Linked DNA regions of Homo sapiens: region 1 is linked to region 2. A link is a loop called in an ENCODE intact Hi-C map of the cell type or tissue named here. Cell type or tissue: psoas muscle. All regions are shown on one strand. Links, peaks and the distances in the headings refer to the core of each region. The heading gives the core; the rest is flanking DNA. Region 1 overlaps SCN5A (sodium voltage-gated channel alpha subunit 5). Region 2 overlaps SCN5A (sodium voltage-gated channel alpha subunit 5).

Region 1 (15,393 bases), core at 2,359-10,358, 92 kb after region 2:
ACTGGCGATCTCCCAGGGCTCTCTGGACCATACGCGGAGGAGTTTTCTGTGTGGTCTCCAGCTCCTCTCCAGACACAGAGACATGGGAGTGGGGAGCGGAGCTTGGCCCTGCGCCCTGTGCAGGGAAAGGGATGGTCAGGCCCAGTTCTCGTGCCCTTAGAGGGGAATGAACCATGGCACCTTTGAGAGAGGGGGCACTGTGGTCAGGCCCAGCCTCTCTGGCTCAGCCCGGGATCCTGATGGCACCCACACAGAGGACCTCTTTGGGGCAAGATCCAGGTGGTCCCATAGGTCTTGTGAAAAGGCTTTTTCAGGGAAAAATATTTTACTAGTCCAATCACCCCCAGGACCTCTTCAGCTGCTGACAATCCTATTTAGCATATGCAAATCTTTTAACATAGAGAACTGTCACCCTGAGGTAACAGGGTCAACTGGCGAAGCCTGAGCAGGCAGGGGCTTGGCTGCCCCATTCCAGCTCTCCCATGGAGCCCCTCCACCGGGCGCATGCCTCCCAGGCCACCTCAGTCTCACCTGCCGGCTCTGGGCTGGCTGCTCCTAACCTACCTCGCCGAGCTGTCGGAGGGCTGGACATTTGTGGCAGTGCTGAAGGGGGCATTGCCGGCGAGTAAAGTATTATGTTTCTTCTTGTCACCCCAGTTCCCTTGGTGGCAACCCCAGACCCAACCCATGCCCCTGACAGATCTAGTTCTCTTCTCCTGTGTTCCCTTTGAGTCCAGTGTGGGACACGGTTTAACTGTCCCAGCGACATTTCTCCAAGTGGAAATCCTATTTTTGTAGATCTCCATGCTTTGCTCTCAAGGCTTGGAGAGGTATGTGCCCCTCCTGGGTGCTCACCGCCTGCTACACAGGCAGGAATGCGGTTGGGAGGCAGGTCGGGCTGCCAGCCCAGCTGGCCGGAAGGAGACTGTGGTTTTTGTGTGTGTGGACAGCCCGGGAGCTTTGAGACAGGTGCCTGGGGCTGGCTGCAGACGGTGTGGTTGGGGGTGGGAGGTGAGCTAGACCCAACCCTTAGCTTTTAGCCTGGCTGTCACCTTTTTAATTTCCAGAACTGCACAATGACCAGCAGGAGGGAAGGACAGACATCAAGTGCCAGATGTTGTCTGAACTAATCGAGCACTTCTCACCAAACTTCATGTATAAATAAAATACATATTTTTAAAACAAACCAATAAATGGCTTACATGACCTGGTCTAGGCTCTGTCCTTGTGCTGAGATTTGACAAGAGTGGTAGCAGAGGACCGAGGGCCTGGGAGATGGCCTTCTCCTGAGCAAGTCTGGGGAACTTGCTGAGAGAGCATAACACTGACCATCATAACCATGGTTTAAGCGTACAATTCTGTAGCAGTAAGCACATGCACACTGTGGTACCACCATCACCACCGTCCATGTCAAGAACTTTTCTGTCAGCCCAAATTACCACCCTGCACCCATTAAACACTAACTCCCCACTCCTGCCTTCCCCCAGCCCCAGGGAGCTGCCATTCTGCTTTTTCATCCCTACAAATTTGACTACTCTAAGTGCCTTATATAAGTGGAATCATACAATATTTGACAAATTCAACTACCCTAAATGCCTTATATAAGTGGAATCATATAATATTTGACAAATTTGACTACCCTAAGTGCCTTATATAAGTGGAATCATACAATATTTGTCCTCTTGTGACTGGCTTATTTCACTTACCATAATGTCCTCAAAGTTCATCCAGGTCACAACATATTTCCTTCCTTTTTAGGAATTTTTTTCAGGATTTTCAGAATTTTTTCTTAATTTTTTTCATAAATTTTCAGAATTTACATCCTTTTTAAGGCTGAATAATATTCCATTGTATGTATTTTGCTTGTCCTCTCACCCACTGAGGGACACTTCCGTTGCTTCCACATTTTAGCTATTGTAAATAATGCTACTGTGAACATGAGTGCACAAATATCTGAGACCTTGCCTTGAATTCTTTTGGGTAGGTACCCAGAAGTGGAATTGCTGTTTCATATGGCAATTTTATTTTTAATTTTTTTAGGAACTGCCATACTGTCTCCCACAGCACAAGGGTTCCAGTTTGTCTACATCCTCATCAACTCTTGTTATTTTCTGTTTTTTTCAAATAGCAGTCATCCTAATCTGTCTGAGATGGTATCTCATTGTAGTTTTTTTGTTTGTTTGTTTGCTTTTTGTTTTTTGAGATGGAGTCCCACTCTGTCGCCCAGGCTAGAGTGCAATGGCACGATCTCAGCTCACTGCAACCTCCACCTCCCCGGTTCAAGTGATTCTCCTGCCTCAGCTTCCCGAGTAGCTGGAACTACAGGCACCAGCCACCACCAGCTAATTTTTGTGTTTTTAGTAGAGATGGGGTTTCACCATCTTGGCCAGGCTGGTCTCGAACTCCTGACCTCAGGTGATCTGCCCACTTTGGCCTCCCAAAGTGCTGGGATTACAGGTGTGAGCCACTGTGCCCGGCCTCATTGTAGTTTTGATCTGCATTTCCCTAATGATCAGTTATGCTGAATATCTTTTCATGTGCTTATTCGTCATTTGTATTTCTTCTTTGGAGAAACGTCTATTCAGGTCCTTTGAATTTGGTTGTTTTCTTTGTCGTTGACTTTTAGAAGTTCTCTATATATTCTGGATATTAATTCTTTATCACATATATGATTTGCACATATTTTTCCCCATTCTGTGGGTTGCCTTTTTACTCTGTTGATAATGTCTTGGGATGCACAAAACTTTAATTTTCATGAACTCCATTGTCTATTTTTTATTTTGTTGCCTGTGTCTCCTCCCATCTTATTGACTGTGCCTTTTCAGCCTCCCCTGGCAGAACATCCTCTGGTGTCTGACTAATGTTCAAGTTCTTTAGGCCCTGTGCTCTCTCCCAGAAAGAGTGGAAAACACGTTCTTTTCCCCTCCTATGGCTTTGAAGAGTCTTGATCTTTTCCTGAGGCCAGGTCTCTCCTTGGATCCCCAGGCCAGCAGATTCAGCTGCTTACTTTGGACATCTCCAGAGCTTTCAGGCCCAGCCCAGCCAACTCTGAGCTCCTCTGCCTCACCCTGAGCCTATCTGTGAAGGTGGTCCCACAAATCCATCCTCAGCCGCATGCAGCCCTCACCTCTCACCCCTCACCTGGTCCAAGCCCCATTGGCTCCACCTCCTTCGTGTCTTTCAAATCCCACCTTTTGGCTCCATCTTATTGTCCCTTCCTTGGGTGAGGCCAGCATATCGCCTCATGGAGGCCACCAGGGAAGCTCCTTCCTCTAACCTCATCCATTCCAAACTCTTCTCCACTCAGCTACCAGAGTGATATTTTCATCCAAGATAATTACCCTCTGGATAAGACTGCACAGTGGCTTTCTATTGCCTCAGGATCAAGGCAAACCCCTCAGAGGTCTCCCCAGTCCTGCCAACCTCTGTAACAGCATCTCTTCCAACCCCTCAAAGGCTCCAGGCTCCTCCTCCTCCCAGCCTTGCCAGAACACTCTTCTCCTTTCCACTCAGCCTTCAGACCTCCCTGAATGCCCCTTCCTCTGGGAACCTCCCCTGACACAGCCCGGTCCCCTCCCCACCATGTGCCCCACTCTTGATGCTTCCCTGCCACAGCCCTCCACACTCCTTGCAAATACCTGCAAAGTCATTATGTGAACAAACACAATCCCTGATGTAATATAACCCAGCCTTTGTCTCTGTCCCTTCCTGTCTCTTTAGCTTTATTCAGTGGCGATCATCTTCCCTGGCCCTGGAGAAAACCCGGGCAGATCCTGTAGCTTTGCAGCTCAGTCTTAGGTTATTTTACCTAATCAGTCAGTTTGTGTTATAAACACAGACTCAGCCAGGCCAGGAGAGCATTCGATCCCATGACTTGTCAGAGACAGGGTGGCTGGTGGCTTCTCCTCCCCAGGCCAGGCAGATGGTTAGGGATGCTCTCACACAAGGCATTTTTGTGGGCTCTCTCTTCTGGGTACCCCCTTATGATGTCTTCCTTTGCCCATGGGAACCATGAGCCTAGCCCTTCCTGGCAAGACCCCTTGTCCCTCCAGGTGGCCCTGTCACAGTGGTGCACACTGGCTCTCTCTTCGCCTGCCCACCTCTGGCCCATAAGAAACAGTTGGAGCACTTGCCCCACCTACTCTGGGTGGGGTCATGCCCTGACAGCAGTGCCCTCTGCAGCCACCCCCAGTGCAGCTGGCCTGCAACCCTTCCTCTGGGTTCCCAGGGCGGGAGTCAGATCACACTCGCTCATCCACTTGAGCTTTCTTGGATCCTGGAGGCCCAGTTCTCTGTGTCTCCAACATCTTAAAGCTCTCTGAGAAGTTCTGGAAGCCCCCTTGGCCTGCCCAGAGTTAGAAGGTGGTATGTGCCTGCCACAAGCCTTGCCAGAACCTCCTGCAAGGGAAGGCTGGGGTCCTGGAAACAGCACAGCAGCAGCTCTCTCCGAAGAAACTGACTCCCAGGGTCCCGCAGCCCTCCACTCTCTCAGACCCCTTTTTATATCCTTGATGTGACTAGGGGCCCAAGTGGGTGGCGCCATTTATTTCCCTTGTAAACCAACTTCATAGGAGAGGCATGTGGTTCGGTGCCCTGAAACCTCTGATATTGGTTCCTTGGTCCACACCGGGGCAGGGATAGTCCATTCACCACTGGGCTAATCATCTTTCCCCAGCCACACGAGAGCTTTTCAAATGGCAGACTATGTCCAGTTTTTTTTTGTTTTTTTTTTTTTAAAAAGAATATCAGAATTTAAAATAGCAGTATATCCCATGTGGTAAGAGTGAGTGTTGTTTGGAGAAACTGTTGATTCAGCTCTATATAAAATGTGGGTGAGTGCCCATGTGTGTATCCTGGTGAGTGATAGAAAATAAACTTCTTACTAGGAACCTCAGTGAAAAAAACTTAAAAGCAGCACAAGAACAGAGTCTATGTCTGCTTTACTCAGTACTGCATCCCGGGACTAGCTCAGTGGCTGGCACATGGTGGTAACTCAATGACTATTATGTGTGAGGAAAGGAGGGAAGCTGGAGGCTGGGACCCCACTGTGAGGCTGTGAGGGGAGTCAGGTCTTTCTCACAAGCTCCAGGGATCCTAACTACCACCTTGGTCTGGGCCAGCGGGCAGCTTCCCGCATTGTTCTTGAAACCAAGGCTTGGAGCCCACGCTTCTCGGCCCCTTGGGTGGGGTCTTCCCTGGCTGCCTGAGGTGGGCCCTCACCTGGCCTGGGATGTGGGTGGGTTCACCTGGAAGGAGTGAGTGAGCCTGGGAAGTGGCTGAGGCAGGGAGAGGAGGCCTGTGCTTGCAGCAAGGCTGCAGCTGTCACTGGGTCACTCTGGGGTGAGGCTGGGGTCCAGGCAGCGGGTGGCCCTGTGAGTGACGGATGCTGGCTCCTGTGTCAGCGGGAAAGCATGCAGCCCAGAGATCTCAGCCCTTGGCAGGGAGAGAGATGCTCCTGGACAGACGTCAGCTCTCACCCTGGGGGCCACAGCAGTGTTGGCAGCTTCCCTACCCCCGTGCCAGGAGCTCCTCCGATATCAGCCCTGATGGCCACGAGACTCAAAGCCCAGGAGGTTGGGAGGGGCCAGGGAGACAGAAGCCCAGGCACTCCTACAGGCAGAGACAGCAACTGGGGACAGCAACTGAGAGTGAGGCAAGGGTGTGGTGGCAAAGATGCCAAAGGGCAGCCACTGATGGGCTCAGAGGAACAGCAGGAACTAGCGTCTCCTGCCCCTGGCTGCTTCTGAGAGTCTGTGTGTGCTGGCACGGTACCTTTGCACCCCACCATTGCTCTAAGCACACTTACTGTGCAGCCCACCTGTGAGTCTAAGGGCTGTGCAAGGCCAGGCCAGACCTGTTTGTTCATAACACAGTCTTCAGCCCCTGCCCCAGCACCTGGCACAGATAAGGAGCTGGGAATGTTTGCAGAAGAAACAAACTGATTGATCAGCCAATTCACTCTCTGCTGAGTTCCCCTGGACCTGCTCCTCCGTTTGAACCCTTCTTGTCCCCTCAAGTTTCCTGCCCCTTTTCTCACCAGCAGTCCCACCTTCCACTCTGTTTTTCTGGAAGGAGGTCAGACACAGGACCATTTGAAATTCTTGCCAGATAAACACGTGTGGATTCACCATGCACTTGTGCACATGCAAGGCACAGAGGCTGTAGTCAGTCTGTCAAGGATGAGGAGGGGCACAGGGAGATGCCTCAAATCCCGAGAATGAATGTCAGGCTTCCTGTCCCAAACCTCCTTGGGCCAGGGCCCTCAGGACTTTCCCAGGGACAGAGGTAGGCAGACAGGCCAGAGAAGAGTCAAGCAGAGAGGATGGGTGAGGAACTTAGTTCAGAAATGATACTTAAAGGCTGGCAGTTGCCAAGCTCCATCCGAGGGCATCCCAGAGGGACCCCAGGGTCCCTTCAGGAAGCGCCATCCTCATGTGGGTATCCCAAGCCAGCCTGAGTGGCAGGGGTCGGGGCCAGGCCAGCCTGAGCCCAGCACGTGTAATGACCATCCTGACAAGCACTTCCTCCCATGCCAGCTCACGGAGCTGGCATCCCCGGGCAGCTGCCAGGCACCTGCTGCCGGAGAGAAAAGCCCCATCATCCCAGCCTCTGTGGACAGACAGGCCGGCTCGGATTCCAGAAAGGCATGCAAGGTCAGAGTGGAGCCCCCTTCCCCGGATGTGGGCTGAGCAGCCAGCAGTATGTCCTGTCTTCCCGCCTGCCCCACTCTGTGCTGGCCTCTGTGTGAGGCAGAGCATCAGGGAGTGTGCACTGGGATCCTTGGTGCGACTGGCCAGGGGGCCGAACTTGCCTCCAGTATTTGTCCTGGGAGCCATCTCCCCTTGGGGCCCATGTCTGCCACTCATCCTCCCAGGCATCGCTCCCCCCCTGGCAGAACCAGGCCACTTCTGTAAGGAAGACTGTAGGACTTGTGGCAAAGAAGGCAGAGGGCAGGGACAGCTTGCCCGAGAGCCCTCCCTGTTTAAGAGAAGCCGGTTTAAGAGAGATAATTGGGGCTCCTGTATCCTGTATCAATCTATCACATTTATAGCTGTCACTCCAGACAGGAGACAAGGAAATGACAAAAGCCAATAAGGCCAATAAATAAAGGGTAATGGAATAATCAGTATGTGCAGCCTATTCCCTGAGCCACAGAGCCAGGGGTAGGGCTCAGCCCCTCCCTTCGGTCTCTGTCTCAGCTTCACCCACAGGCCCCAGGAGACAGTTAAAACCACTCAACAGCCCCCACGGGGGTGCCCGGCTGGATTTCCAGCTGCTCAGGCCAAAACCCTTGACGTCATCCTTGCCTCCTCTCTGTTTCTCACACCCTACATCCAATCCGGCCGGAAATCCTGTTGGCTCTACCTTCGAAATATATCCCAAGTTCAACCAGGCCACTGCGCTGGTCTGAGCCGCCATCATCTCTCTCCTGGATTCTTGCAGTGGCCTCCTCACTGGTCCTTGTCCCCAGCGGGCTCTCAACACAGCAGCCAGCGTGGTCCTATTAAAATCAAGTCGGATCACGCTCACTGAAAGCCCTCTAGCAGCCTCATCTCACCCAGAGGAAAAGCCTTTACCCAGCCCTTACCCAGCCCTGATCCATCCCTTGCCCATTTGCCTGTCTGAGCCCCGCTACGGCCGGCCTCTTGCTCCACTTCAGCAACACCGACTCCTTACAGGTTCCTGAGCAGGCCAAGCATGTCCTGGCCTGGCACTGAAGCACTGGCTGTTCCCTCCCACCTGGAATGCTCTTCCCCCAGGGATCAGCCCTAGCTCCCCTGCTTCCTCTTCCAAGTCTTAGAGGTCACTTTTGCAATAAGGATGACCATGACCATCCTATTTTCTTCCCTTTCCCAGCCCATTGTTTTTATTTTTTAATCAGTTTTAGGAAAGTATAACTTATATACAATAAAAGGCACCCTTCTTAAATGCACAGTTTGATGAGTTTTGACAAATGTTTAAGCAGTACAGCCATCACCATAATTAAGATATACAATATTTCCATCACATCAAGAAGTTGTCTCATCTCCTTCATGGTCAGTCTGCTGTTCCTGGCAATCACTGATCGATTTTCTGTTCCTATAGATTTGCCTTTTCTGGAGAGTCCATATAAGTGCAGGAATTTTCGTTTGTAGCCTTGGGTGCCTGGCTGCTTTCACTTAGCATAATGCATTAGAAATCCATCCATGTCATTGTCTGTATCAGTTGTTCCTTTTTATTGTTGAACAGTATCCCATTATATGAGCATACCACAGTTAGTTTTCCATTCAATAGTTGATGGACATTTGAGTTGTTTACCATTTTTTGCTATTGTGAATAAAGCTGCCATGAACATTTGTATATAGATGTTTGTGTGGGCTTATGTGTTTTGGATTTTGTTTGTTTGTTTGTTTGAGACAGAGTCTCACTCTGTCACTCAGACTAGAGTGCATTGGCATGACCTCTACTCACTGCAACCTCATCTTCCCAGTCTCAAGCAATCCTCCCACCTCAGTCTCCCAAGTAGCTGGGACTACAGACATGTACCAACATACCAAATAATTTTTTTGTATTTCTGGTAGAGACAGGGTTTTACCATGTTGCGCAGGCTGGTCTCGAAATCCTGAGCTCAAGTGATCTGCCTGCCTCAGCCTCCCAGGCATGCTGGGATTATAGGCGTAAGCCACCACACCTGGCTATGTTTTTATCTCTTGGGTAAAGACCTAGGAATTGAATTTCAGAGTTATATTAATAGTGTATGTTTAACTTTATATGAAATTGTCAAAATGTTTTCCAAAGCATTTGTTTGCTTTTCAATCAGCAATGAGAGTTCCAGTTGCTGTATATCCATGCCAGCATTTATTATTTCCAGCCTTATTTTTCCTTTAACTTTAGCCATTTGAGTAGGTGTATCTTGTAATTTTAATTTGGGTTTCCCTGATGACTAATGATGTTGAGCATGTCTTTTTCTTCTTTAAGAGATGGGGTTTCACTCTGTCACCCAGGCTGGAGTGCAGTGGCACAATCATAGCTCACTGTAACCTTGAACTCCCAGACTCAAGCGATCCTCCCACCTGAGGCTCCTGAGTAGCTGGGACTACAGGCATGAGCTATTTAAAAAAAAAATGTTGTAGAGATGGGGGTGTTGCTATGTTGCCCAAGCTCGTCTCAAACTCCTGGGCTCAAGCAGTCCTCCTGCCTCGGCCTCCCAAAGTGCTAGGATTATAGGCATGCACCACCGTGCCCATAATGTGAGCATCTTTCCATGTGCTTATTGGCTATTCCTCTATCTTCTTTGGTGAAATGTCTGCCACTGTTTTAAAGAGCTCTCAACAATGCTTATACGCTTACATCATCATTGGAAGGAGCAAGCCTCCCTGTGTGTGATAAACTTCCACTGCTCTGACACAGGCTTTCTGTGTGATCTGGGGAAACTGACCTCACTGTTCCAGTCTCTGTTCCCTTGTCTGTAAAATGGGGAAAATAACAACAGCTGCTTCCCAGGGTAGTGTGAGGACTATGAAAATTAAGATTTGTAAAGAATTTACAATGATCCCTCAAATATAGTAAGCACTTAATAAATGTCTAGTATGATGACAGTGATGATGATTACTAACCCCTACGTGACTCGTTCATGTCAATCCTATTTCCCTCTTAAAGCCCAATGTTTTCATCTATAAATGGTTGTGGAAGAGGGTGGGGGCTGAACAATCTCTAAGTCCTGTCCACAGTAGCATCCCTGAGTTCTAGAATCGCTCTGTTTATGGACACACCCTTACAGGTCCCTTTCCCCTCCCAGGGCACGTCCAGCAGCCACCCACCTACGGGACTCTAGAGTTACACACACAAGGCAACAGGAAGCTCACCTCCAACTCCTGCCTTCCAGAAATGGCCTAGGGCCCAACTCCTTAATCACCCATAAGAAGGACCATGAGAAACTGAAAGGATCAGGGGAGATGCAGAAGTCAGAGGCAGAGCTGGGAAGGGCAGGTGACACCAGGCAAGACCAATAGACAGTGGGAAGCTGGGGAGAGCAGTGTGGCCTTGCAGGGCTGCATCTCCTGCCCCCACGGTGGCTCCGCATGCTCTCCCACTCCAGCCCTCTACCTCCCACTAGGCAGCTCCACAGGTCTGCGGGCCCAGCCCTCCAGCAGCCCTGCCTTCATCCCTCCCTGACTCTGGGGGAAAGCTGGGCCCCCCAAGGGAAGCGTCTCAAGTCCTTGAGCCCCTCCCTTTGGGGCAGTGGGGTGGGAAGGAGGACAGGAATGTTGGGAAATCAGTGCACACAGATCTGGGGCTGGTGCCAAGGTGCCACAGGGAGCGAGGAGGAGGTGATGAGAGAAGGGCACGGCAGCTCAGCAGGGCCCAGGCTGCAGGCAGGGCAGGAGGGCTGGTGGGGATGTGACTCGGGGAGTGGACAGGGCTGGGAGGCTGGGAGAGGAAGGGGTTATAGAGGTTAGAGGCCAGAGATTTCTGAAAGACCAGATCAGGGAGAAGAGGAGGTCCCAAGCGGCCAGGGTGCAGGAAGGGTGAGGAAGATGAGAGCAAGGAGCAAGGGCGCGGCTGGGGGAGACGAACCTCTGGTCCTCCCAGCCTCCCAGGCCTTCACTTCCACTAAGCATACTCTTCATACTCATTGTCACCCTCTTGATTGCGGGCAGCCCTGCCCAGCCTTCCCAGCTACCAGCCCCCACCAGGACTCTCTTGGCACCCCAGCCACCCAGTGTCCTCCTCCCTTCCAGGCCAGCCACCACCTCCATGCTGCCCTCACCACCCACCTGCTGCAAGGCCCCCATCACAGAGCCTCCCAAAGCCAATTTCTCTGCTCCCACACCCCAGCTGAAACCCACCCAGCCCCAAGCATAGGATCACTATAAAGCCACACATCTGCCTTCTGCCAGCCCTACCTGCCACCCTTTCTCTCCTGTGGACACACTGACATTTGAAGGATCAATGAATACTGAGCAGCAGGGCCAGATGAGAGGCTCCAGAACCAGAGGGTCCCCTTCCTCACTCACTCACTCCCATCAAGTGAGATCAGCCTACATAGGGACCAGCTGGGGAAACCGAGGCGTCTGTCCACTCTTTGTTTAGCAACCACACATTGAGCATCTTATAGATAAAACCAGACAAGGTCCCTGTCCTCATGTAGCTCACAATCAAGTTAGGAAAACAGGTATTCACCTCCAAATCCACAAACAAGGCTGTTTATAGTTACAAAACTATATGGCGGGGTAGGGGAGTACAAAGTGCAATGAGGGAGAATAACCAGTCAGGTGATCTCTATAGGGAGAGATGAGGGTGGCTTGGACCAGGATGGGGATAGTAGAGAATGAGAAGCTTGGGAGCTATTTCGGATGCAAAATTGGTAGATGGAGCGCTCAGAAGTGGGAGAGGAGGTGTCTCTGGTCTCTGGCTAGGAGAGCCATGAAAGTGCCATAAGAGGCTTCCTCAGATCACCTCCCAGGCAGCCCCTCAGGCCTCCTACGTCTGCCCCACAGAGCCCTCGGCAAGCAAAATGGATGACCATTTGGGGACCTATTCTAAGAATGAATCCCAGGTCCCATCCACCCAGATCCTGCCTCCTACAGCTACCATGAGGAGCCAAGCTGTAAACAAGAGCAAGTTCCCAATACCTGTTGAGGCAGCACCCACACGTCGCTGGTGATGGTGAAGACACTGGCGTCTCTGGTATCTGTGAATGCAGCTGTTTGAACTTTCCCTTGGGCACAGAGCACAAAGGTGCCCTCAATCCACTTTTAATTTCTTCTGTTAACCAATCAAGAATTTACATGACACGTCCAGTCCCTCCCTTTAGGGATTTTCACTTTCTGAGGTTTTTGTTTGTTTGTTTTTTCGTGTTTAAAAAAAAAAAACAAAAAAAAACACACAAAAAAACAAGGAAAATAGGGATTGTGGGTCTGACCAGCACTACCACATCACTATTGAGGACACTCATAGCGTCCTCACAGGGACAGTATCACTCCTCAAAGTCAACTGGAGCCCAGGGGCCCCCCACTGTGACTCATATCTAGGTGGCAGTCCCTGGCCAGGAGCACAGGCACAATGTCAGCATGGCAGAGTCTCCAGAGCTCCCAGCAGTTAGCCTCACACTATGCTAAGGACAGCCTTACCCCAGGAAACACAGGTGGGTTCTTGTTGTAAGCCCCGGGCACCACCCTAGACTCAGGTGTTCCTCATATTAATCTCATTTCAGAAGCCCCATGGCCCAGCGCCTTTATTGTGGCCACCTCACTTCATCCCAACAAATTCTCTTCACTTCAAATCCCAGGAGCAGCAGTTGGATAGTGTTTTCTTCCCTCACAGAGATTCTGGGCTCCCTCTGTCAACTGATGCGCTTCCTCCAGGGACCAGCTTTGCATACCAGAGATCTCAGGGAGAGGAGGCTTTGGATCTAGTCTCAAAACAATAAACTAACTCCAGGTGGGGGACCAAGGCCACTCATTCTTCACCCTACATTTACATAACTAAGAAAGCTATTTAAGTGGCTTTCATTGAACTCCAGTTATTTCATTTTAAACTGTCTCTGTGACTTGTGGACACAGAGAGTGGACTTCACCAGGCACTTAAATCCTCCTCGTTGGTCCCCAGAGCCTTGAAGAGGCTTATCTGGAGAACAGACCTCCCACAGCACCCTATCCCAGCCTCCACACAGGCTCTGCTCTGAGTGCTTTTCAGGCAGGGAAAAGGAACACGTCCAGGTGGAAATCTTCCAAATGTGTCTTCCCCAATCACCCTGTCACCAGATTGTTCTCAGCAAAAACTTTCTCATAAATTGTCTTTGCCTTTGGCTTTTCACACACAAAGGTCACATAGTTGTCTGCCTCTGGTATCACACGTGTAGCTGCAGAAGTGGTTTCAGAGGTTCCCACAGCTGGAATCTCCAGAGGAATTTTGATCAAGAAAAGGGAAATGAGGTCATGATGAAGAGGGAAAGGGAGGAAAGAGAAAGTGGGGAAGACCTGGAGAGCTAGAGGGGGAGAGGGGAGTCTCTACCTAGGTCATCTGGCTCCTTTCCCCCTTTCCATCCCTAAGCCACACTTTCTTCAGTGGCGCCCTCACCATTGTATCCAAATGAATGGATAATAAAAAGGACCAACTGGAAGCAATAACACACCATATGAATGAGCACCTACAGCACCCAAATCTTGGTTTCTAAATATCATTCTCCATTAAAAGGAACCAGGGCTCCTTGATGAAATGGCTGATTCAGGGCTAGAGCCAGGAAAACACCAGAAAACCTGGAACATCTTATTGTGCCAGAAAGCAAAAAAGTGCTTAAAGACGGATGAAGATAAATGTCAAAAGACACAGGAGCCAGTATGAATGGGCCAACTAGTAAGTTTAGAAGTAATGATGGTGTAAAAAATTATTAGTGGGCAAAAACTAGTGGGTATAAGTTTGATGAGGAATATAGTCTCAAACTATCTCCCCACAATTACTTATTACTTAGAAAGAGAAAATAGTAATTCTACAGGAGGGGGAACAGACACCACTTAAACTAAGTGATCAAAGATAATATCACTAACAAGTGGAAAAGTTGACATAATGTGCCTCCTGATGTAAGACTCTGAGAAAGACACATCACCTTCAGCAATCATCCCCAAAACACATCACCTGAAAGTCATAATGAGGACGCATCCAACAGGATTTGAGCAACATCATTCTTCAAATAACTGGCCTGCACGCTTCAAAATTGTCAAATTCAAGAAACACAAAGAAAGGCTGAGGAACTCTCCCAGATTAAAGGAGGTGAAAGAGACATGGAAACTGAATACAATGAGTGGCCCTGGAACAGGAAAAAGAAATAGAAATAGGCCAGGCTTGGTAGTTCACGCCTGTACTTTGGGAGGCAGAGGTGGGTGAATCATCTGAGGCCAGGGGTTCGAGACCAGCCTGGCCAACATGGTGAAACCCCATCTCTACTAAAAATATAAAAATTAGCTGGTTGTGGTGGTGCATGCCTGTAATCCCAGCTACTTGGGAGGCTGAGGCAGGAGAATCGCTTGAACCCAGAAGGCAGAGGTTGCAATGAGCCAGGATCACACCACTGCACTCCAGCCTGGGCAGCAGAGTAAGACTCCATCTCAAAAAAGAAAGAAAGAAAGAAAGAAATAGAAAGAAAGAAGATATGATGAGACAACTGATGAAATATACACGTGGACTGTGGATTCAATAACAGTATTAGACCAATGTTAGATTTTCTGATTTTAATAACTATACTATGGTTTTGTAAGAGAATATCCTTGTCCTTACCAAAACACACAAGTATTTAGGGCAAAAAAGGCATGATGTATTCAACTTATTCTCACGTGACTCTGAAAAAAATATGTGTGTGCATGTGCGTATGTGTATATATACTATATATGGTAGATACGAATACAGAGTACATCATAAGCACACACATATATATGAGGAAAGAGAGAATGATAAAATAAATGTGCAAAATATAAACAATTGCTGAATCTGCATAAAGGGCATATGGGAATTTCTTGCAACTTTTCCGTATCTAAGTTTGAAATTATATTAAAATAAAATTTACAAAAATATTACTAATGGCCAATAATTACATTGTACCCGATACGGTTTAAAACACGTTACTTATTTTAGCTCATTTGGTACTTATAACAGTTCTACAAGGTATATGGTATTATCTATCATCCATGTTGTCATCTTCATTTTACAGATGGGGAAACCAAGGCACAGGGCAGTTACGCTACTTGCTGTAGCTCCCCCACCTGGTTAAGATGGCAAAGATATGACCCCAGGCTAATAAGCCTGGCTCAAGTCTGTGCTCTCAGGATGCTCTGATGCCTCCTAAGCTATGCAGAGGCTGAGAATGGAACCCATAGACAGGAATGCACACAGGAGGACAGGCACACCCTTCCCCACAGACACATACAGTGGGACTGCCCGGAGCAGTATGGATGCAGCCTGCTAATCAAAATAGTCTTCAGATCTGAACACAGAAGAGAGCCTTTTAGAGCATGGAAGGAAGTTCAGAGTTCAGTGCCATAGAGCCTAGGGGCTAGACACCTGGGCCAAGACCCTCCACCCTGAAGGGTTTCCTATAGCCTCTGGCTTGGTCCTATTTGTCTTCTCCTTCCCCTTCCCTAGAGCTCCAAGTTTCTGTCTCTCTTTCTCCAAGACTTTTCCGTTCCCTCCACCCCATCCCAGTGAATCCAGAAATAAGAGGTTTCTGGCACAGCCTTCTGGTGAACAGTGGCCTTAGAGGAAAGAGGTGGGCCCAGACACAGAAATGGCCCAAAAGCTAGGGAGCTGGAGGGGGAAGACTGGAAGCTGATGGTCACAGCGATAGAGGAGATGGGGTGAGGAGAGGAGACAAAAGGATCAGCCATTGAAGTTTGCCCAGTGATAAGAAGCACTGTGTGT
Region 2 (14,033 bases), core at 6,027-14,026:
GGCACCACCCCTGGCACAACACTGAGGCCATCTGACATCAATTCTTTAACACTTATCTTACCTTCTCCACCCCGCCTGCCGTCACTTGTCTTCCCTGAAGAGCCACAGCCATGGGCTGGGGAGCTTGGTACCCACAGCCTCCCCCTGCAACTTCATTTCCCCAAGGGGTACCTGGTATGCCCCAAGTCCAACATAAAATTTAGTTGTGATTTGCGAAGCCAGAGTCTGATAGAACAGTTTCTCAACCTCTCTTGTCCATTCCTCACTCTGTTTACTATTCTGGAGGGGCAGAAAAGGACAGTGAAAATTCTTAAGACCTCCTAGGTTCGCCTCAGAGGGCCAGGGAGAGATCCGCCCAGGACAGGAAGAATGTAAGGTTGAACTTAGGGGCTGAGCTTCCCTGGTGGGAGGTCATTGTGGCCCAGAGCAGCCAGGCGAGACTGCCTGGAACAGGTGGGACTGGTACCCCTCCACAGAGGATGCACAGAATTCAGAGAGGTGAATGCCCAGATCATGTGACTGGGCCTGTTGTCAGGAGAGAATGTCTATGCACTGAGGCTTCAGTTCTTTCTCTCCTCTTCAGTTTCTTCTTCTGTTTAAATCTCCTAGGGAGGCAATGGAAAGTCATGTCCCCACAGAGGTATTAGCAGAGTGGAGGGATGGAGCTGCTCTCGCAGCATCTCTGTGTGCCCAGGAGGGTCTCTTGTCCACTCAGAAACCCCTGTCATCATCACCAAGGGCTTTCCTTGGCCTCCTAACAGCCCTGGGTGGCCAAGGCTGGTGCTGGCTGCCCCATAGGCTCAAGGTCACACGGGGAAGTGGGCAGAGCTCAGACAGGACTTCACCCTTACCCTTGCCCAGGGAGCCCCCGTGGTTTCTGGGAATGGATTTTGAACAGGAGAGAGGCTTCTCCTGGCACCAGGAGAAAGGTAAATGCCGTTCTGGTAGGTATTGATTCCTCGAAGGCCTGTGCAAGGCAAGAGGCCGCTTTCAAAGAGTTGGCAGAGCAGAGAGAGGTAATCTGGCTTCAGGCACCAAATCAGTTCTCAGGGTACTCAAGCTACATTAGCCATCCCCCTACACTCAGGCTTGGCTGGGAGGTACCCCAAATGATCTAAGATGGGGGAAAAATCAGACCATGGGTGGGACCAGCCAAGCCCAATCAGTGCACCCTGCCTGGCCATCAAAGCCCCAGCCTCATCGACCTGGGCCAAGCGCAGGAAAGTGGCCCAGACAAGCCCCTCAGAGCCAAGGTGCCCGCCCTTGGCTGCGCAGCTCTGCTGCCTCTGGGCATGCTCCTAGGAAGAACCCCAGCCCCGCATTCATTCTGTACTGAGCCCAGGGCTCCACTCAAGGGACACCAGCTGGTGTGGGGTACAAGGAGGCTGAGGGCCAGAGACCACCCACCCCAGCCTCTGTTCCTCATGTTCTGCTCATAGACGTGGTCAGAAGAAGACACGGGAGCTCAGCCGGCCATTTGCAGCGACAGCCTCACCACTGTGCTGGGTCAGATGCAGCACAGACTGCCAGTTAAATAAAGCGACAGCTAGTTGCCAGCAAAACTGGAAACCCAAGGAAAGCCCCCACTTGCTTGCGGAGCCTAGGTGCCTATTAGATGTCTAATTGCTGAGCTTCTGTTTCAGGAAGTCCGAGGGAAGGAGAGATAACAACTCCCTAAGGATCCCTTGGGGTCTATGGTCCCCAGAGATAGCTGGACTTCAGGTCCCTTCCAGTCCTCGCCTTTTATGATCAAATTAAGGACACGTCCCCAGATGGGTGACTTGTATTCACAGTGCATTACACAGGGAGCTTAGATCACACTCGCCAACAAATAAAAGGTAAAAATCTCAAACATCGTGTTGAGTAAAAACAGCCTGACACAGAAGAGCCCATAAGGTAGAATTCCATATGCATGAAGTTCCAGAACAGGCAAAACCAACCTAGGTGATAGAAATCAGAGCAGTTGACTGAAAGGAATAGTGGGACTTTCTGGGGTGAGGGGATGTTTGCTGTCTTATTGGAGTGGCACTCACACAGGTGTATGCATTTGTCAAAACTCATCCAACTGTATACTTAAAGCATTTTCTTGTGTTTAAAGAGTACCTCAGTATGAAAGAATATTAAGAAAAAAGGGTTGCACATTTGGCTATAATACATCATGGACACTTTTGTGGCATAAATTTAGTGTATTGGTTGATTGGCTTATTTCCCTCTGGACACTAAGAGACCCTAGAGGTGGGCCTCCGAGGTTTCCATCTCTCTTGGTGCACACAGTAGGTGCCCCATAAATGCCTCAGTTGCCATGGCATCAGTGCACAGTTCCTCTGTGAAGCTTTTTTTCAGCTCAAGTATTGAGAAAAATGAGTTGGAAGGAATTGAGCTAGAAAGAGACTTAGAACGCTGATTGCTGTCTCGGGCACCTGTGTGCCATGACGGTGTTTCCTGGGCCACATGTGGGCACCTTTCTGGCCTGATTATGTATACCATGTGTGTTTACACAGAGATGGTCTGGGGTCCGGGGTGGAATGCCCCTGGGTGACTAAGCTGGCACTCCAACTCTGGGTCTCTGTGGTTTCAGGGTATTAGACCATCCAGGTCCCCACCCTGGAGACCCAGGGCCAGGGGCAGTGCTGCCTTGGCTGACAGCGAAGTGCCACTCAGCATATTCTAGATACCCTGTGGATGGACCTGGGCATGTGTAAAGGGGCTGACAAAGAAGACTCGGGCCTGGGGTAGGGGGGTGCCCTATGCACTTTGGAGGGGGTACCTGAATGACCTGGGCCTTTTGCAGTTCCCCTGGCCTGGCACCCAGACACTGATGAACAGTCGATGGGTTGAATAAGCTGCTGCCAAGCCCCCGGCCCCCATCCTTACTGTGGGGAAGGGCTATGAAGAAAAAAGCAGGGCCACCCACCTTTCAGTGAAGAGAGTGGCTACCCCCAGGCCAGTTTGTCCTTGGGAGGTGGGCAAAATTCAGGGCTCAGGCCGAAGAGCCCACTCTTCCTCAGCTCCCACCTCTGGAGGAGGACCCGGTCTCAGGCACCCCCATTTCATTTCATCCCTGCCTGGGGAATCACTTCAGCAGAGCAGCAGAGCTAAAGCGGGTGGGGTTTTCCTGTCAGCTGAATTAGCCTCGGCTTCAGCCTGGGTGTTGGAATAAATGAGATGTAAATGTATGTAAATGAGGGCATTCCCTGGCTTCAGGGTGGGTGTGTTCTCCTCCACCTCCAGGAGGGATGGGGATGATTCTTCAGGACTTAGCAAGATCGCTGGAGGCGGAGATTAAGAGTAGAGAATGACAGGCTCCTCAGACTCTCCCATCTCCCCCAGAACTGGGCTCCAGACTGGACAGGGTTAATGCCTATGCAGCCTCAAAGGAGCGGAGCCTGTGGGGAGCTGGTTAGCTGAGGCCCCGTGCAAGGACGGACCAATGTGCCTTTGATCTGGGAGCAAGGACCTGAAAGCACAGGCCACCAGCACCAGCTGGCACCCCCACTGAGCCTTTGTCCAAGCTGTTAGCCCGGGAGAGCCGAGACTGTGCAGACAATTGCCTGGGCGGGAGGGATGGTCTGAAACTTACTGTCGATCTCTCCCACTTACATCCCCCACCATCCCAACCTGTGGCTTGAGCCTCCACAACCACCCACAGCCACTGCCAGAAACCAGGATGGGCACTTTCTGGTCTGCGGGGGACAATGCTCTTTCAATCCTTCCCTGAGGCCCCCGCCCCCAGCCCCACCCCCAAAGCAGGTAGAAGTCTTCCCCACGCCCACCCTTGCCCGAGACAGAGTGTCGCTCTGTCGCCCAAGCTGGAGTGCAGTGCAGTGGTGCAATCTCCGCTCACTGCAACCTCTGCCTCCCGAGTTCAAGCAATTTTCCTGCCTCAGCCTCCTGGTAGCTGGGATTACAGGTGCCTGCCACCACGCCCAGCTAGCTTTTTGTATGTTTAGTAGAAATGGGGTTTCACCATGTTGGCCAGGCTGGTGTCGAACTCCTGACCTCAGGTGATCCACCTGCCCCGGCCTCCCAAAGTGCTGGGATTACAGGCATGAGCCACTGTGCCCGGCCTCAGGTAGAATTTTTTTAAGGGCTTAGGGCCTGGTGGCTGGAACTTGATGCCAGTGCCATCCAACAGAAATATAATATGAGTCACAAATGCAAGCCACATATGCAATTTTAAATTTTCTAACAGCCACATTTTTTAAACTAAAAAAACGTGAAATTAACTTGAACACATTTTATTTAATCCAGTATACTACTATCAAATATTATCTGTTTAACTTGTAATCAATATTAAAAGTTATTAACGAAATAGTCAACATTCCTTATTGTACTAAGCCTGCAAAATGGATGTGACTTTACAATAGCACAACTCAGTCCACAGTAGCCACATTCCAAGCACTTGGTAGCCACATGCAGTGAATGAGTGGCCACCCTGTTGTTGGACAGTGCTTGAGCTGGAGAGAAAAACTGCTGGGGAATCGCTTCTGCCAGGAAAACTGCTGACTCTTCGGGCATGGGCAGAAATCGGCTAGGTCTCCCTGGGAGCATCTGGGCTGCATAGAGGGAGAACCAGGCTCAGATGAGGCTGACAGGGCTGACTCTTAGCCTTGAAGTGGGGGTCACAGACACAGTCCAGGCAGATGGGCCATAGGCAAGCCATGAGCTTTTATCCCACTCTCTGCACGCAGAGGTAGGAGGCAATGTGGTGCAATGGGTAGGCTCACAGGCCTGGCTTCATACAGACAGGGGCTCACTTCATCTCTCCTACAGTCAGATTTCCCATCTGTAAAGCGAGGCTAATAACCCCCGTCTTCCTAGGATTGTTGCAAGGATGAAGTAAGGTGATCCACGAACTGCACTAAGTGCAGTGCAGGGCACAGAATGAGCATGTGATGCTGCTGGGGTGGTCCTTAGTCCAGTGCCTGGGGTTGGAAAAACTGAGGTCTAGAAAAGGGACTAAGTCACAGTGTGAGTGTCTATCCAGGCAAGAGGAAGGTTAATCTCACACTCCCTCATTCTTTCATTCCTTCATTCACCAGTCCCTGCTTTGGGAGACCAGGACAAAAATCCAGGAGGGAGGCAGGCGTGCAAGTAAACTACTCCATCCTGTGCTGAAGTAAGGATGGGAATTCAAGTGTGTCAGGAATACAGAGAGGAGGGAAAGAGCCAGCCCAGGCAGGGAGGGCTGGTGTGGGCAACAAGGAGGCCTTCTGAGCTTGATCTCTCATAAGAATAATAATAACAACAATAACCACAATACCAACTAAATTCATTTGGCACTTTCTGTGTGTCAAGCATGTGCAAATATCAATACATTTATGTTTCACAGCAGCCCTGTAAAATAGATATTATTATTAACCCCATTTTACGAATGGGAAAACTGAGGTAGAGAAACATCAATCAATCTGCCCAAAGACACAAGACAAATGCATGGCCAGGGCCCAGATTCACTCAGGTGAGCTGGCTTCCAAGCACAGCCCTAACCACTTCCTTATCCCTAGGAACAGGAAATCTTCAAGAGGGTGAGGTGGGAGGCCAGGCGGGGAGGCAGAGGTGGATGCAAGGCCTGGTTCTCTGGCTCAGGGCATTTCTTGTTGCCAATGTCAGCAAATCTGGGTGAATTTCCTTGCCAGCCACCACAGACTCTCTTTACTGATGACTCTTCCTCATCCCCTCATTATCTCTTGTTGATTTGGGATCCATCACTTTGGGAAGAAAAGTATTCTGTGTAGTCATTTTTAGGACCATGTACACAATGGGTGCTGATTAAATGTTCACTGAATCATTCAATTAATAAAATGAGTCTGTGAGGTGTTGATGGGTTGACATGTTCTCAAGGAAAAAATGCAGTTGCCTTACAAGCAGGGCTAGAAGTTCTGATGGGTGACTCCAAGCAAGGAAGCCTGGAGTGAGCGAGGTTCCTGGCTGTCATCTCCACATTTGGGGGCCTGTGGATGACTGGGGTGAAGTTACAGCTTGTCAAGCTACATCTAGTCCCATTCTCCTGTCCCTGGTCTTGCCAGGCCAGGAGCACCCAGACTCGTCTTTGGAGGGAGTCCTGTCAGCCAGGGTAGAGAGCAGGGGCCCTGTGCTCATTTGTGGAGTATGATCAGAGTGTGATCAGGGAGTCCTGACCTCCACCTATGGGGAGTGAGCTCCTGTTTTGAGGGCACCCACACCCTCTTCCTGAGCCTCTTCTTTAGCACTGAGGGGCAGGCAGAAGGCGAGTGCCCTGTCGCCGGGCAAAGCTGCACTGTGTTCTGGGTTTGGTGAGACTGCAAACCCTAGGTGCTGGGTGCTCCAGCCCGAGGTCACCCCAACTGCAGGGCAGGAGAGAGGAGCACAGAGTGGAGGAAGCCCACAGGGATTTTCTAGGAAGCCTGGGAACCACTTCCACACAATGCTTTGCATAAATTTACATGGCAAAGAATATTATTTGCATGCTGTGTTCCAGAGGCTCCGATTCCAAGGAGACCAAAATGCCAGACGTGACTCAGGAGGTTGAAGTGTGCCTTCCTTTGCGATCAGGGAGGGGAGTGAGTAGGGAGGGGCTGCAAGGAGAGGGGAGGCTCCCCAGGGTAACCTGATTTGTCCAGGACTGGGGGGTATCCCAAGGTGCAGAAATTTTACTGCCAAAATGAGGAAAGTCCCATGTAAACCGGGACAAGTAGTTCCCCCCACATCCATCTCCCACTTCAGACAGTGCCTACAGCTGCTCTCTACCTGCCTGGCTATTGTGTCCTGTCATAGCAGTGTCACCATTGCTGATTGAGCACCAGCTATGTGCCTTTGCATTCAGAAAACCCTCCTTCAGGAAAGCCAGTTGAGAAAACAGTGCAGGGGGGTCTAGTTTCTGGTGTGAACAGTTAATATTCTCCTTGTGCAGCATCTCTACCTTGATGTGAATACACATACTACAGGGCCTGTCAGTAACCAGCAGAGGCCAGGAAGGGGCCAGAGCTGGGTGAGGGGGCACAGAGGAAGGAGTCAGTGTGGGTGGGTGGGCAGTCAGAAGAGGTGTCCTGGAGGAGGTAGAGTGGGGAGGAGAGCAGGAGGTGACTCTGGCATCACTCAGGGCACACAGAATTTTGGAGAATGTCTAAATCTAGGAGCAGGGGGCTGCATGTGTGGGATAGAAGGAAAGAGGGAGGCACTGCCATGGTCCAAGCAGGGGCAAGGAGGCCTGTCCCAGGGCAGTGATGTTGGGTGAGGGTTGGGAACTTGTGGCCAGTGCCAGAAGAAAGGGTGTCAGGAGGAGCCAGTCTGGAAAGGAAGATTCACAGTCTGCTCCCATCATGAGCTCTCAGGAGCCTTCCGGATGCAGGGAGGGATGCATCCAGTTCCAGAAGCTGATGAACCTGGGGCAGGATGGAGTTGGGGGTGGGGCTCTAGAGTGAAGCCCAAAGGACAGGGAAGCCTGGCCCCGGAAGAGTGCATAGCCGGATGGAGCGGTCCCAGCCTGATGAGCTGCGGTAGGGCTGCTGCAGATGGCCAAGCTGATGCAGATGGAGCAGCTGTCCTGGTGGGGGGTGGAGAATCATGAGGTGCTAGCATCTAGGGGATGAGCGACTGTGGTCTTACAATCAAGCCAGGTCCAGCCTCCCCAAACTCTGGGGCTATGTGAGACCAACACCAGGGGCCCCTGCTTACCTATTTTCCCCTACAACCTTCCACAGCCAGGGGATGGGTTCTGAAATCTGCAGGCCTGACATCCTAGGCCTGAGGGGTGTGGCTGAACCTGAGCCCAGAGCATCCTCAGACCACCCCTGAGCCCTCCTCACCCTGGCAGCACCGGAAGCCCTGCAGGCAGGACTCAGCCAGGCTTGGCCACAGCAGGGCGTGGGCCCTGAGCTGCTAAAGGAAGGGCAGGGCCAGAGCCAGGTGCAGGTGGTGGGAGAATAAGGGAGAAAGCGGATCCCACCCGCCCACCAGGAGCAGCCTGGGGGCCCCAGAGACAAAGGACACTCTTGGTAGGTTTACTTTGGAAAATGAGGCTGCCCGGCTGCTGCAGCAGAGAGCTTCATCTGGAATCTGGTTTCAGCAGCTCCCTTGGGCAGACTATACCCCTCCCAGGCCAGGGCCCCGAGCGAGTGGATGCTCTGCTGGAGGCCAGCTGGGATAGGATCCTTCTTAGGACCTAGGGCTTCTTCACCAGGCCTTGGATGGAGAAGACTGGAGAGGGTATGGAAGTGCTTGGACGTAGGACATCTGCCTCTCTGGTCTTTGTCCATCCCACAGGGCCACTGCAAGACTCAGAATGGAATTTCTCAGGTCCAAGGGTGGGGCAGACTGGGGTCCCAATCCACACCCAGAAATGACACAAAGTTCAGGTAAGTCAGAGCCAGAGGCCAGGGGAGTGGCTGAAACCACTCACGGTAAGAGCATTATAGAATCCCAGAAAGGACTTGGAGGCTTGCCTCATCCTTCTTTAGAGATGAGGAGCTGAGGTGCAGAGGAGGGGACCCCAGGGTCAGCACCTGAGCAAGGACCAAGCCAGGGTCTTAACCTTTCTCTACCAGTTGAGCGAAGCCCATCTCAGAAGCACATATTTTGAGACAAAATAAAACACATAGGATTAAAAAGGAAACCAACTATATTGAAATACAGCTATCGGAACACAGAAACCAACTTTTGATAGAGTAGTATATGTCTTTATTCATGTTTTAAATATTAAGATCTAGCAGCAAATCTAAGTGCTATAATTTTGAAGTCGTGATGAGTATTAATGTTATTTGAGAGGCCAGCAGCAACTGTAACATGACAGGGAAATAGCTGCAGTTTCTTTTGGTCACAATTTCTGCTTTGTTGCCTACATTCACAATTCAAGGAAATGCTAAATTTGAATTAGAGGTTAATGAGAAGGAGATGCGGTTTCTCCCCTAAATCTCTCCACCACCCCTTCACCGAGTCTGTTAAGAAGGGCCCCTGAACTATTAATACACAGACAGGCAAAACTGGTCTATGCCATTAGCAGTGAGGAGAGTGATTCCCTGGGCAAAGGAGGGTATTTAGTGACTGGAGGGCAGCCTAAGTCTGAGAGACTGGGAGCATTTTATCTCTCTCTCTGGGTGCTGGTTACCAGGTGTGTTCCGTTTGTGGAAATTCTTCCATCTGTACACTTATGTGCATGTAACTGCATGAATCCTTTATTTAATACAAATTAAAAACACACCTTTACTAGAACAGACGTATGTGCAGGTGTAAGCTTGCACCCGCACACGCACACTCTGTCTCTCTCACACACACACAAACCCTTGCCAGTGTGTACCAGTGAGCCTCTGCAGATCCATGGGCGTGCATGTGTCCCCACAACCCTTGCAGGCATATGGACACAGATGGATACAGTGAGACAGAGAACACTGTTTTTAGAAATTAAGTCCAAGCAAAAGAGGTGGCTTCCCAATTTATGGAACTGATTGCTCACAGTGGAGAGGGTTGCCCTGTAAGAAGCTGCTGTCATCCAGACTGTTTTTTTTTTTAATTTTTAAAATAAAAGGACAAATGAGTTTTATTGTTTCTGTAAAAATAATGCAAGCTGATTTTAAAGAATTCAAGCAATGAAGACAAGTATAAAGAAAATAGTTTAAAATTACCCAAATATCCATGAGCTAAGAAAAAAAAGTCCTCACTCACATGCATTGATGAGTGTTACAGATGTCTGTTCACTCAAACATGGAAGGGAGACAGGGAAATGCTTTTATAGAGTAGAAACCTACTCCCTCACCTGCTATTTTTAACAAAGATGTTTCTTTAACTTTACTTGAATGAAACAAGAAAAAGACACAGAGTGCCTCTTAACGTGCGGGTCCTGGGACCTCTGTCCTGCCTCCCTTCACAAATCTCAATCCACACTTCCCCAGGGACGAGCGGCGCCCTTTTGAGGCCTGAGTGTGTTGTGTTTGCTCACTATTTACCTGTCTTTTGGCCAGGTGCCTGCTTCACAGCAATTCAGGGTTCAGGGCTGCGGCCCCAAAGTCCAGGCCGTTTGCTGGCCATGTGCAGGGGTTGGTACGGCAGCAGCTCGTTGGGGTCATCGGTGACATGTTTTGCAGAAGTAAGATCAAGGCAAAGCTGACCCTCGTGAGGGGAAAGGATTCTGTTCTGGCAGAGATGTCCAACAGGTGTCCACCGTGCCCTCTTGAACGGGTGCCCACCATTCCCTGGTTTGATGTGGTCATTAGCGATGCAGCCTCCCGGCTTGGTGTCACAGTCAGGAGCTGCTCCGACCACATCCTGTTTTGGTGGGGCAGTTGGGACTGCATTCTTCTGCCTCGGTGTCATAGGCAGAGTGTGTTCACACCAGGTTCTGGATTGTTTGAGGCCACCAGGGGCCACATTCTCCCGGTTTGGCATCACATGCCTGTGCCGGCTGGATGTCCTCGCTGATGAGTGGTCACTGTTTTCCGGTTCTGCTGTCACTTGGGATCAGCATTCATTTGTTCACATTTGGGAGGAGGGGAGCAAGGAGCAGTGTGAGGAGCCAGAGATACTCCATCAGCTCTTCCCATTTTTCTTTTTGCAGTATGATTCAATTTATTGCTAGAATTTTATTTGGTTATTACAAAATCTGTAAGCATGTATGTATTTTTAAAGGGGATGGGGGAGATGGAAGGCAGAGTTATCTTCGGGTTACCTAAAGTGCCAGGGTAATTTTGACCTTTCCAAGGAAGGGAAATAGCTCAGATGGGCAAGGGAGGCATTGCCCATTTTTTGAGCCAGATTGTTTCGGAAGGTTTCTGCACCCTGGGGATTTCCTTGGGAGCCTCTCTGCAGGGGCTCCACCACAGCTGTGTACACTAGGGTGCCAACATCTGGATGACAACTCCAAGCTGAGAAATGTCTCAAGTGATGACAGTTAAGAAACCAAAAGATGTAAGTGTTTCCTGTTGTGTGGAATGGGGCAAAAAGAAGGTGCTTGGATGACACAGTCACTCTTGCCTGCTTGAATTCAGACATGCTTGTTAGGAGAGGAAAGGGGAGGTGACCCTGCTGCCTGTCTACATGTGTGCCTCGTAGCCTGGGGGGGCTTTGGGTTTACCCAGGCCAGTGTTGCCCAGGTGTGCCTGTGGAGTTGTTGGCATCCTGGGGTCTGGAGCCTCTCTGCAAATGGTGTCCCTCCCTCCACCAGCACAGCCACCCCCAGGAGGTCTGCCCACCCTGCTCTCTGTCCCTGGGCATAGAATCAGGCCCATTGTCTGTGTCTTCCAGCTTCCCCACAGGCAACGTGAGGAGAGCCTGTGCCCAGAAGCAGGATGAGAAGATGGCAAACTTCCTATTACCTCGGGGCACCAGCAGCTTCCGCAGGTTCACACGGGAGTCCCTGGCAGCCATCGAGAAGCGCATGGCAGAGAAGCAAGCCCGCGGCTCAACCACCTTGCAGGAGAGCCGAGAGGGGCTGCCCGAGGAGGAGGCTCCCCGGCCCCAGCTGGACCTGCAGGCCTCCAAAAAGCTGCCAGATCTCTATGGCAATCCACCCCAAGAGCTCATCGGAGAGCCCCTGGAGGACCTGGACCCCTTCTATAGCACCCAAAAGGTGACTACCACCCACCTCCAGCCCTGCCTACCCTTCTGTGCAACTCCCTTGTCAATGGAGCAGAGGGGGAAGAGGGCCTGGCCTCCATATGGGGCTCTATTTAGGGTGGCTCATGAGGCTCTGGGGAAATGAGTCACTGGTGATCTATATTCCAATCACCTTAATTTTGGAATTCTGGAATAAAAACAGGAATTATGCAGCCTGAGATGCTGGTTTGGTGTAATGAAGAAGAGAGGGTAGCCTCAGGGAAAACACGCCTCCTGTGATGTCCTTCTTTGGGAATTACGTGTGGTTAGATTTTTACCCCTGAAGGACTCCTCCCCGTTGTGTGGTGTGTGTGTGAATTGGAGTCAAGCCCCAAGTTCTGGCCTGCGTTTGGGCCCTGCCTGAGTTTGGGCCACAGAGCATAGCCTGTGGTCCTTTCTCCTTAATGGGGACAGCATGTAGTCCCCACACCCACGAACTATGCATGGCTATGCTGGCTGGCTCAGGCCACGGCCACAGCAGCAGTTCCCTGAGCTTTGAGGGCTGGCAATGGGACCAAGAAGGCCAGTGGAAAGTCTGAAAGGGATGGAGAGGGCAGTGATCACTGGGGGATTTTTGGGGGAGGGTGGCGTGTGATGTTCTGCCATTGTCCCTTCTGATCATAGGGAAGGGAAGTGGCTTTTGTCTGCTAGGGCAGGGAGACTTGGGCTTCCTCCTAGCATGGCTCCGACCCAAGAGGTAACTGCCCCTGTCCAAATTCCCTGCCCTGGCCTCCCTCCTCCAGATCTCAGGCCCATTTGTGCCCCATCCCCACCACACACAGAGCTCCTGCAGAGGCTTGGTCTCCAAGCTACCCACACTTCTGGGCCTTACTTCCAGAGGAAGGTGGATTTGAATTTGGGGGAGGTATTTTTCCCAGAAGGCTGAGTATGAGGAAGACAGTGGCCAGGCACAGTACTGCAGTCAGCACCAGGCTGAGGAAGCTCATGGGGGTCAGACAGGGCTGGTGTGGCCAGTGAGAAAATGTGACTACAAGAGTGTGTGACTGTGGTTTAAGACCAAGAGCCTGGGGATGAGCCTGGGCCGTGTCTTTGGGTGTGCATGCATGCATTGGATACGTGAGTGGTTGTGCATGTGAAGTAAAAGCCCACCCAGTCCACATAAACAGGTGGGGGAGGAGGCCTTGAACTTGGTCCTGCTCCCAAGCCCCCAGCTGAACTTTCCCTTGGTTCAAGTGACTCCAGTGGAGTGCAGGCCAGGTTGGGGCCATAGCTGGAGTCAGAATGAGGCTGGAAGGTGGGCTTAGTCAAGGTGGGCGGGCCTAGGTCATGGTTGGTCGGAGATGGAAGTAGGAATTGGGGTTAGGGTTAAGGCCACAGCTGGTAGTGTGAGTCAAGCTTATGGGGAGAGGATGAGTGGCGATTAGGCTGAAGTTAGCTGGGACAGGCAGGCTCCACGGCAGGTGGACCTGACTGAGGTTGAGGTCAAGACTGGACTGGGCTTTTGGGGGCTGGTGGCAGCTGAGCCTGTGAGAGATCAGGGACACCATCTCTTCTGTCCTTGGGTCTGGGAATGCTTGAACAGCAGCTCCAGGGATGATTCCGGCCTCTCACTTTCTGTTTCCACTTGTTGATCCCTGGCCACGCTGCCTGCAGCCCCACAAGGCAATGGAGGCACCACAACAGAACTTTTGGTCCTAATCTATCTGGTCAGCTTGTCTCCCCAGACCAGATTGGGTAGAACCTTGTCCCACCAGCTCATTCGGCAGAATAGTGGACTCACTGCCTTGCCCATGGGTGGAGGTGAGGGAGGTCTCAGGGGAATGTCAGGTTGTGACATTCCCCTAGACCTCCGTGAGGCCACAGAGCTGTGACCACCACACACCGGGGCAGGTGGGGAGGCACTGCTGTCCTCAAGGGCTGCTTGGGCACCTGATGTGCATGTGTCTCAGCATTTGGCTCTCATTGTCCGCTCCTGTGCCCCATTGTGCTGTGTAGAAAGGATCTTCCAGAAGCTCAGGGAGGGGTTGCATTGCACTGTTCATGATCCTCTGGAGGGAGGCAGTAGGCTGTGTCCTGTGGGATGGGGCTGACATTTGTCCTGGACTCCAGGAGACAGGGTCCCAAGAAAAGCTCTCTCAGGGGACTGCTTCTGCATTTTCGTTTTCCCTTCTCCTCACCCGTAAGTCCTTCCTGCTGACGCAGCTTCCCTATCACGCCCTCCCTCCCAGTGGGCCTGGCAGGGACCCCATGCAGGGTGAGGAGGGGTCAGCTAAGGGAGAAGGGGAGGGAGGAGGCATTCCCAGGTCTGCTGAGCCTCTGCTGTGACAACAGCTGGGCAAGGACTGTAAAAGCTCCCTTCTTTTTGTGACTATAATTTTGAAACTAAATCTCAACCAACCGGACATTCCCCTGAGATCTCCCTCACCTCCACCCATGGGCAAGGCAGTGAGTCTACTGACCTGCCAAATGTGCTGGCAGCCTCCCTTCCCCCTCTCCTCCCTCAGCCCCTC

What was found. Hi-C counts contacts between places; a loop is a spot of excess contacts. Peaks named below come from ENCODE experiments on the same cell type or tissue, not always from the same donor. Only the 100,000 strongest peaks of a DNase experiment are listed, where the experiment ranks them.
Region 1: it touches region 2 in a loop (2.5-fold over the local background); 6 of 110 quality-filtered maps call a loop at or near these places.

What each region holds. Positions count from the first base shown.
Region 1 is chr3:38,533,875-38,549,267 of GRCh38, reverse strand. It overlaps SCN5A (sodium voltage-gated channel alpha subunit 5), which reads left to right. Exons shown (of 28, transcript NM_000335.5): 28 at 1-1,206. Among named protein-coding and RNA genes, the nearest start is that of EXOG, 45 kb to the right of the region's middle. RefSeq lists enhancers at 1-644, 645-1,435, 5,375-5,876, 4,015-6,601, 6,618-7,154 and 1 more. In psoas muscle, for the core only: no CTCF peak of the experiment used is centred there; DNase peaks (open chromatin) are centred at 5,500 and 6,567; H3K4me3 peaks cover 333 bases; H3K27ac peaks cover 3,071 bases.
Region 2 is chr3:38,630,538-38,644,570 of GRCh38, reverse strand. It overlaps SCN5A (sodium voltage-gated channel alpha subunit 5), which reads left to right. Exons shown (of 28, transcript NM_000335.5): 2 at 11,212-11,536. The coding sequence starts at 11,264. Among named protein-coding and RNA genes, the nearest start is that of SCN5A, 12 kb to the left of the region's middle. RefSeq lists enhancers at 823-1,331, 1,332-1,842, 3,020-3,763. In psoas muscle, for the core only: no CTCF peak of the experiment used is centred there; a DNase peak (open chromatin) is centred at 10,192; H3K27ac peaks cover 349 bases; H3K27me3 peaks cover 1,320 bases.